2 separate regions of the Homo sapiens genome follow, and region 1 is linked to region 2. A link is a loop called in an ENCODE intact Hi-C map of the cell type or tissue named here. Cell type or tissue: IMR-90. All regions are shown on one strand. Each heading gives the region's core, and the rest is flanking DNA. Links, peaks and the distances in the headings are about the cores only. Region 1 overlaps CACNA2D3 (calcium voltage-gated channel auxiliary subunit alpha2delta 3). Region 2 overlaps CACNA2D3 (calcium voltage-gated channel auxiliary subunit alpha2delta 3).

Region 1 (4,394 bases), core at 316-4,315, 63 kb before region 2:
CGTACCAGAGTGGGTGCTCCTTTGATGTTTGAAAAAATAGGTAAGTTGACTCTAAGTACTAATAAAGGAAGGTAGGTCCTGTTGCATAGTAGATTGGTTCAGTGGTCTGCTTTAAATGGGTCTCCTAAGCCATCCTTCATAAAAGTTCCAGTGTTTGGACTTCAGTGGAGAAAAGAGGACTCAGTGAAGGGTTTGTGGGTCTTAGCTCCAGTTTTGATGGCCTAAGACAAAGTTGTTTTAGGTGCAAGCCACCAAAGTTGTTCCCTGAAATTAAAAAAGGGGGCATTTTGGAGAGAGGGGGGTGACTGAGAACTCTGGTAGGAAGGGAAGCTTGGGTCTCACAAGGGAGAAGGAAGACGTGTTTGTGTTTTTCTGTTCCTTCTCAGTTTCTTCTGACATGTCCATGGCATTCTTCTTCCTTGTAGATAGACCTTCCGTACTATGGCATGCATACAGCCAGGAATGGCCACCCCATACCATGCATGCCCATCCATCCACGCAACAATACTGTGGGCAAGGCACAATATCGGAAAGGAGTATTTATATCTTTTCCGTTTGAGGCTGACTAGCAAATCTAAATTCTGATTTCACGTCCTTCTCCTCACCCCTTTGAAGAGATTATGGTACCCAGCTTGGGCCAGTTCTTCCTCCCTGCTGAATTGGGGGTGGGCAGAGGAAGCCCATGGGGAAATAAATGCTTCTGTGGGGGGGCTCAGCATTGTGGATGGGAGTGTGGGAAAGTTCTCCAAGAATAGGTGAACAGCCAGGCTCTTAAACCTGCACCCATCTTTCCCTTTGCTTGGCATTTTCTTTAATTATCTGCTTCTATTTGAACAGTCTTTTAAGCAAGGCTCAATTTCCTCATCTACAAAAGGAAGGGCTGCATGGAAGTTTTTAACATATCCTTGAAGCTCTAAAATAACACCTTCTGCAATTGTGTTTCGTTCATTGTCTGGCTTGCTTCACTAAAAGGTATCAATAATTCTGCTTGTCTCAGAGTTACACATTTGGCCTCATTTCAGGGAGAACTATAGGAAGAACACAGGCAGAGGAGAGGGAGGCCGAGTAGATCCCAGATTTCCTCTGAGTGAAGAGGCCTTTCTTGAAATTAGTTTTGGAACTTTGTTGACATTTAAAAACCTTGAGTTAGCTATACTTTTCCCATTTTTTCCTTTATTCTGTGGTCTTGAAAAAAAGAGTTCCTTTCCATTTTTTAATTTTTTTTAAAAAAATTTGCTGTTATTTCTTGCCACATCAGATTGCAATTCTTCCATCAGCTAGTATGCATTTAGTCATGGGTTATTGTTTTTACCACTGTCTGTGTCCAGCTGATGAAAATTACTGAAATTGAAGTCTTGTCTTAATCAACTAATATTACACCATAATTTAGTTTTAGTCATTGTTTATAAGAATCTTTGAGGCATCCTTTTGAAGACAGTTTAGTCAACTCAGAGTATTTTAGGGCCTGGCTATAGAATATAGCCTTTAGGATTTATAAGTTCTGAGTACAGCAGTGCAGAAAATCCAGGGAGGTAATAGTAGCTGCTTGGCTGGACAGGCTGTGGATTCCATAATAATTCTCCTTCCCTTCCTGTCTACATCCAGTTATTTCCCTTCCTACCAGAGTCAGCCCTTCTTGATCGTTTCATCTTCCTCATTCTGCTTCTATGTAAAGAGCCTTGGGAATGTCACTGTTTGCCACTCTTCAAAGTAGCAATGCCATCAAAATGTGATATTCCAGTCATCTGTGCCCATATAAACATTGGCTTCACGTTGCGTCAGTTAAGGGGTTTTGGACCATGTAACATCGGTGAGCAAGTATTCTTCTATGGTCATTAATTAAATCATTGTTTATAGTCTCAGATTGTTATAGTATGGAGGCAGCATAACATTTTTCATCTCAAGTGTCATGAGGTCCAGAGGGCCCCCTTACATATTTTCACCCTGACTCAGCCAAGTTCTGCAGTGAAATGAAGCATTAGCATTCAGGGACCAGAGCAGACCCAAGGAGCGTCGAAGGAGGCAGAACTAACGCACTGGGCCTGACCACAGAATGACCCTGGGAGGGAGCAAGAATCATGAGGGCTCTCACGTTGTCCCTGAGTTAGTGGTCAAGGACCTGCTATCAGTGCAGGACTTCTTCCTTGGGAGTCTGGTAGCCATGGAGACAGTTCTTAGCTAGCAGATCTCAGACACTTTCCTCTGGAAATGAATGTCTGGGGACATTCGTACCCCTTGCAATAGTTCTCTGCCTCCTCCAGTCTACCAGCAAAATCCAGGGAGGCCTGGAGCTTGTGAGTTTATTTCATTTTATGCATAAGTAGGTCCTGTCTTGAGGGAACCAACCCTAATGAGACAAAGCAGCAAGCCATTTTACATACATTAAAACAATCATTACCACTGTAGAATGGCTGGTGGAATTTAAAGTTATGCGTTCACACTATTTCAAAAATAAGCGAACTGGAAAACAGAAAAGAGGGCCGACTACCGACTAGCCCAGACATTTCACAAAGCCATGGTGACCTTCTCTAACATTCAGTATGCCAAGATTTTAAATAAGCACTGGCTGATTCTCCTTCAGAAATCACAGTTAATGGAGTGTTTTCCAGCTGTGCAAATAAAGAAGGGCCTCCATGTTTGGGTTCTCAACCGATCAGTCATCGTCAGGTCCAATGGAAATGCCACATGTGTTGTCGTCTGCTTAGCTTACCCCTTTTCCATGGGCTAAAGGTCATTCTCTCCTTATCTGAAAGAGAACTGGTGGCCTGAGACTTCCTGGAAGGTCCAGCTCCTAATCTTTTTTCAATAAAAAGATTCTTAACCTCATTATATCTTTCCACATGTAGTGTCCCCCAAAAGATAGCTTCACATTTATGAGGCCGGAATGGTCATAGGCGACAGCAGGAGAAAAGTGGCAATTAAAACATTTTGCTATTTTAAGAGAGGTGAAGGAAGGCACAAACAGCAGCTATTTAAATACCTTTTTGTAGTTCATTGCACACATTCCTTAGAATCAGAGATTTTGAGTGGGAATGAAGATGGTGATGCTTGCTGTTACCGTAAAACAGCAACTAAGGATGACAAGCTGCTCACTAAGTGCCAGGCATAGAACAGAGTACATCTGTGCATTACCTCTTTTGATCCTCCCAAAGGCTCTATGAGGTACTGTTATCATTATTTTTGTTTACAGAGAAGGAAACTGAGGCTGAGCAAGACTAGCACCTTGTTCCAGATTACCAGCCAGCAGGCGGTAGAGCTAGGATTTAGGCCCAGGTGATCCAAAGCCCCAGCCTGAACTCTTCATCAGATGTAAGGCTGCTTCTCTTTGGAGAGGAGAAAGCTGTGATTCATAGAGAACTCTTACATATCTCTCTTCATTTGAGGTAATCTAGGAAAAGAAAACTAGAGAGTGAGAAAGGATTTCAATGTGCCATAATTAACAAAGGCCAGAGCTGGGATTTATGCCCAGCCTGTATGTTCTGGAAATGGCACTGCTTCAGCTTGCACAGTGGTATGGTTCAGGTCCTGATGTTTCAGAGTTGGGGACATTAAGGCTGTAGATAAGACGAGACCAGGAGAAACCACAGCAAGGTGTGATGGGTGTAGCCACAGAGCTATAAGAAGGAGACAGCATTCCTATTTCCCCAGTGTGTACCTTTAGATTGTTTTCTTCTTTTTCTTGTATTTTTAACATGGAGTTAGAAATTAAAATGTAGTCATAGTCACAAAGGAAAAGATGTGTCCCTTGATCTGAGGCTCAAGCTGATTTTGAGAGCTCTGCTCAGGAGTGCGGTTCTCCCACCAAGACCATTGGGCTCCCTGCCCTCAATGTCCATTCTCTCCAACACCATGAATATGGGTTCTTCTGCTCTCAGCACTCAACAGACCTCTTGCTTGTTTTTTGTGAAGTCAGAGAAGACAGGGAGGTAGGAAGCTGTTTATAAATTGTACCTTTTTCTATAGAAATAAGTGTTTTTTTCAGTAGTGTGTGATCTTGACAGGGAGGAGGAGGAAGATGACACAGAACACAGTATTGGGAGCGTCTTCCAAGAACACCATTGCTCATAGGGAATGCAAACCAGGGAAGCCACAGCATCACCTTCACTGCCCTGCTAAATCTCATTCTTACCTCGGCACCCTCTGGAGACTGATATTTTGGTGCTGGCTCTCAGGTTTTCTGCCTGCCTTGCTTAAGGTGGGAAGAGTCTTTGGAAAGACTCAACAACTCAAAGGAATCAAAGGAAGCTACACCCGTCACTCCAAAGATGGAAGGAGGACCTCACTATTTGAGGTAGACAGCTAGGATCTGCCCACTGAGGACAGACTCCTGGTACCCTTGGATCTGGTCATTGCAAAGTGGAGTATTTAATGATTCACCACAGGAGCTTCTCATG
Region 2 (4,394 bases), core at 95-4,094:
GCCTGCTGCATTGTTCTTGTGTGTTTCACAAATTCTGGAAGACACAGCAATTTCTGGGGGCCAGATGTTGTGTTTCAAGAGTCAAGGTAGGGCACCCCCCTGAAATTTAAACAGCATCTCCTAAGCTCTCCAGTTTAGAGCAGAGGTGATTTGGTTCCTTCTCATTGAGAGAGAGCACAACTGCTCTACTAAAGACAGTCTGTTCAGACCATATGGACAACCAGAGGCCTAGAAATCATTACACAATTACTCAGATATATTTGAGGTATTTAAACAAGGCAAGGCATGCTAGTGTGTGACTTGGCTTGTGGTAATGTTTGATTACACTTCAATGCCATCACAAAAGGACGGAATACTTCATTAAAAGTTAAAGTATTCAAGGCTCACAACAGCTTCCAGGGTAAATAAATGGTCAGAATTCCAGATTGTTTGGAAGGCTCAATGTCTTTGATAGGACATGCTTTCTTAATTACCTACATTTGAATTTTTTTGATAGAGAGACTTCACAAATTCTCTGCCTAAAAATGGACCAGCTTCCACTTATTGACATTTATTCATCAAATTTCCACTGATCCATATACAAAGTATTCCTGTTACAGAAAATAATTCATGAATTGGAGGTGCCATCAGCCGTAGAAATTTGTTTTATTTTATTTTTTGAGACAGAGTCTCACTATGTCACCCAGGCTGGAGTGCAACAATCTCGGCTCACGCAATCTCCACCTCCCGGGTTCAATCGATTCTCCTGCCTCAGCCTCCTGAATAGCTGGGACAGACATGCGCCACCGCACCTGGCTTATTTTTGTATTTTTAGTAGAGACAGGGTTTTGCCATGTTGGCCAGGCTGATCTTGAATTCCTGACCTTAGGTGATCTGCCTGCCTCGGCCTCAAAATGCTGGGATACAGTGAGCCACTGCGCCCAGCCAGCCATAGAATTGTAAAACAAAGTTCAAAACAAAGCAACACAGAATACAGAAGAACAAATGTTGCTGGGCTATATAATACTTCAGTAGCACTTACTTCATTGCATTCACTTCTTCTGTCATCATATATTGACTCACATCACATGCCCTGCAAAGTGGAGCATATTATTGTGGTCATATAAAAGTCAAGGAAGGTACCTCAGCTGGCTTCCTAATTTTTTTCCCTGTCTCCGAATGATGTCAGACATCCCAAGGGACTTGTTCTATAGCCCTATGTGAAAAGGAATAGCTTTGCCTTCTGTTCCTATCATGGCTAGAAATTGTCTTTTTTCTGTTAAAATAGAGAAAGGCACTTACCTTACAAAATATTAAGAGATCTATGCGACATGGTTTCAGAACACTTTGGGGGTAGTTTGCGGGAAATTCAGCTCTTTGAAGAAGGAGTTTGAACGTAAACCTCAGGTATCTAGGCTGGAGGGTAAGAGGAGTTGAGGGAGAGGTGCACCATAGATTGAAGGCATCCTCCCAAAGGCTGCAAGTCTCCACCTGGTAATGTATTAGCATCCCTGCCCCCAACTCCCCTTCCCATCCCTTCCCCAGTATTACCTCAGTGACACTTGCAAGAGGCCTTTGCCAGAAGAATGAGGTTCTTGCAAGTGTCAGCTTTCCTTAGATTTACTGTCTTGCTGCTTGACCAGCAAAGGAATGTGGTGGTTCCATTTTGGCCTTCATCCATTTGTTACCATGGGTAAGTTACTTAACCTCTCTAAGCCTACATGTTTTTATTTACTTAAGGAGAATGATAAACTAACTTTCCACTTTTGTTTTGAAAGTTACTTCTCTTACCTGTTCCTCGCACAGAGCCTGGCATATGGTAGACCCTCAAAATATAGAGTTCTTATTACGACTTGGCTTGACTTGACCCCTGGTGCTTCATAGCACATCAAGAGAGCAGTCATATCTGAGGGGTGGTCTGGGACCTCTGCCCAATGTTTTGTGATTCTGACTCAAGCCTAATGAATAACTGGGAGAGGGCAAAAGAGCCCAGCAGGTATGGGTGCTCCCCCCATTTCATTAGAAACTCTGTTGTTGGGCCAGGCATGGTGGCTCACGCCTGTAATCCTAGTGCTTTGGGAGGCCGAGGCAGGTGGATTACGAGGTCAGGAGATCGAGACCATCCTGGCCAACATGGTGAAACCACGTCTCTTCTAAAAATACAAAAATTAGCCGGGCGTGGTGGCGCACACCTATAGTCCCAGCTAATCCAGAGGCTGGGGCAGGAGAATTGCTTGAACCTGGGAGGTGGAGGTTGCAGTGAGCCGAGATCACACTACTGCACTCCAGCCTGGTGACAGGGTGAGACTCCACCTCAAAAAACACACACACACACACAAAACCTGTGTGCTTAAACTGACTGCACCTTCTTCATGTAGTCAGAAAGAAATGGAGATTGGTCTTGAAACCCCAACAAAGCAAAAATTTGTCGGGAGAATTGTTTTGAGAGGTTTCTTCCTAATGCCTTTGACATTACCCATAGATTTCACTCATCTGTGGCCATGATTCTAATGAGCTCTTTCCAAACCCCTGAGTTTGTTGTTCCAGGGGTGAAAGAGAGGCACCCCCAGCCACTACAGCTTTGGCCTACTTTTCACATGAGGTCATGAGCGCATACGTTGTACCATATGGTGTCTGCATTTGCGCTGTGTTTTTGTTGGACTCTGCCTTTGTATCATCTGCAACTATTTTCTCTATAAATATTTTAAATAGTTACGTCTCTGTAAACATACTTATTTAAATCTCTTGGCTGATCTGCAACTAAAAATGTCCCATTTGGGTGTCCCTCTTATGTGTAGCAGCCATTAATGACTGTTGTCTGTAAGTTATGGTTTTCATGATTCTAATATTTTGAGGGTCTTCCAAAACTTCTAGTCCTTTATGACAATGTTTTAGAACAACAGTTTGAAAAAAAATATTATTTTTTCTGTGGTTCTTAAGCATCTCTAAGATAATTCCTAGACTCTATAAATTTCAAGCCTTGATATAAAATTGGAGTGGCACTAACTGGTGATGAACCTGATAAATATTAAATATTCTTAGCAAATATGGAGGTAGTGTCCTGAGGTTTTGGCTAAAAAATATGTAGCAATACAGATGCAGCACTTTCAAGGCGTCACAAATTCATTCTTCTGGGTGGAAATTGGACCAGTTTCTTGGGTGGATTGATTGTCCCTGAATTCAACAATGAAGAGAGGTCTATGTGTAAGAAAGGTCTGCTTTTTAAAAATTCTTCTTTACTTCTACAGAAGTGTCCGAGAGATCTGATTTTATGATAATAACATAGCAGAATTACCCAAAGCCATTTACAAATATATGTTCAATAGTAATACTATTGAACAAAATAGTCCCTTTTTCTAGCTGCATTTTTCTTCACGTAGATTCTGTCTATAGGAGCTAAACATCAGTTATTCACTGCAGGATTAATTTAATCAATGTAGGTTTAATCAACGTAGAGTGGGCCCGAATGTTTAAAGTCAAAAATACTCTTCAGGGAGTTCCAAACGTGGCTATTTATGTGGATGAACGTGTCCAGACTCTGGTACCCTTTCCCTTCATTTTCTGCTGCATCCACACAACTTTGGAATTTGCAAAAGAACATTTCTTAAAGGTTTCCTAGGTGCTCTATGTCTTTCCTGACACCGTATTAGTTAATATCAACCTGAGAATTCTGAGTAGGCATAAGCATTTTTCACAAAACCATAGTTAAAGCAAACCACATCTCTAATCCTGTTTGGAACAGCAATTGATGCATTCAGGGCTGCGCAGTATGGCAAAATGATCCCTGTTTAATAGCCCGACTGCGTGTTTTGTTTCCTGTTAGGAACAGCTTAACTTGCCTCCTTGAACAAACACAGCAGGGTTCAAGATCTGTTGTTCTATGCCTGCTGTGATTTTCTGTGCTGCTTAACTTGTATGAGGACTCAGGAGTGCATAAATTAGCTTCTTAAATGGAGGTCGATTTTTGGTCTCTTTTTCAGAATGGAACTGTTTTATTAATTTCTCCCCCTGAGTGCAAACGGCATCCTGAATCTATTTGCATTTTCTTTGTTTCCTTGTTTATATTATATTTTGGAGGAATAAATGGAAGCCTTCGTTTTTCTAGAGTCTTTCGTTCTTTCTTTCTTTCTTTCTTTCTTTCTTTCTTTCTTTCTTTCTTTCTTTCTTTCTTTCCTTCCTTCCTTCTTTCCTCTCTCTCTCTCTCTCTCTTTCTCTCTCTCTCTTTCTCATTCCTTAGGTACAAATTTGTACAAGTAGAATTTGGCCTAGCTCTTATCTCAGGGTAATCAGATTTCAGCAATTGCGAGGCATCATTTATCATTCTTTGCCTCATTTAACTTCTATACTTCGAACAGTTGAATTAACTGTCAATGAAAATTGAAAATTGAAAGTTTGCAAAGCTGCTGTTTTTGTAG

The links. A loop is a pair of places that touch in the nucleus more often than their neighbours do. Peaks named below come from ENCODE experiments on the same cell type or tissue, not always from the same donor. Only the 100,000 strongest peaks of a DNase experiment are listed, where the experiment ranks them.
Region 1: it touches region 2 in a loop (2.0-fold over the local background); 1 of 110 quality-filtered maps calls a loop at or near these places.

What each region holds. Positions count from the first base shown.
Region 1 is chr3:54,754,600-54,758,993 of GRCh38, forward strand. All of the region lies in intron 12 of CACNA2D3 (calcium voltage-gated channel auxiliary subunit alpha2delta 3), which reads left to right. Among named protein-coding and RNA genes, the nearest start is that of ESRG, 120 kb to the left of the region's middle. In IMR-90, for the core only: no CTCF peak of the experiment used is centred there; a DNase peak (open chromatin) is centred at 1,972; H3K27ac peaks cover 1,991 bases.
Region 2 is chr3:54,817,549-54,821,942 of GRCh38, forward strand. All of the region lies in intron 14 of CACNA2D3 (calcium voltage-gated channel auxiliary subunit alpha2delta 3), which reads left to right. Among named protein-coding and RNA genes, the nearest start is that of CACNA2D3-AS1, 82 kb to the right of the region's middle. RefSeq lists an enhancer at 3,429-4,132. In IMR-90, for the core only: no CTCF peak of the experiment used is centred there; DNase peaks (open chromatin) are centred at 273 and 2,583; H3K27ac peaks cover 1,140 bases.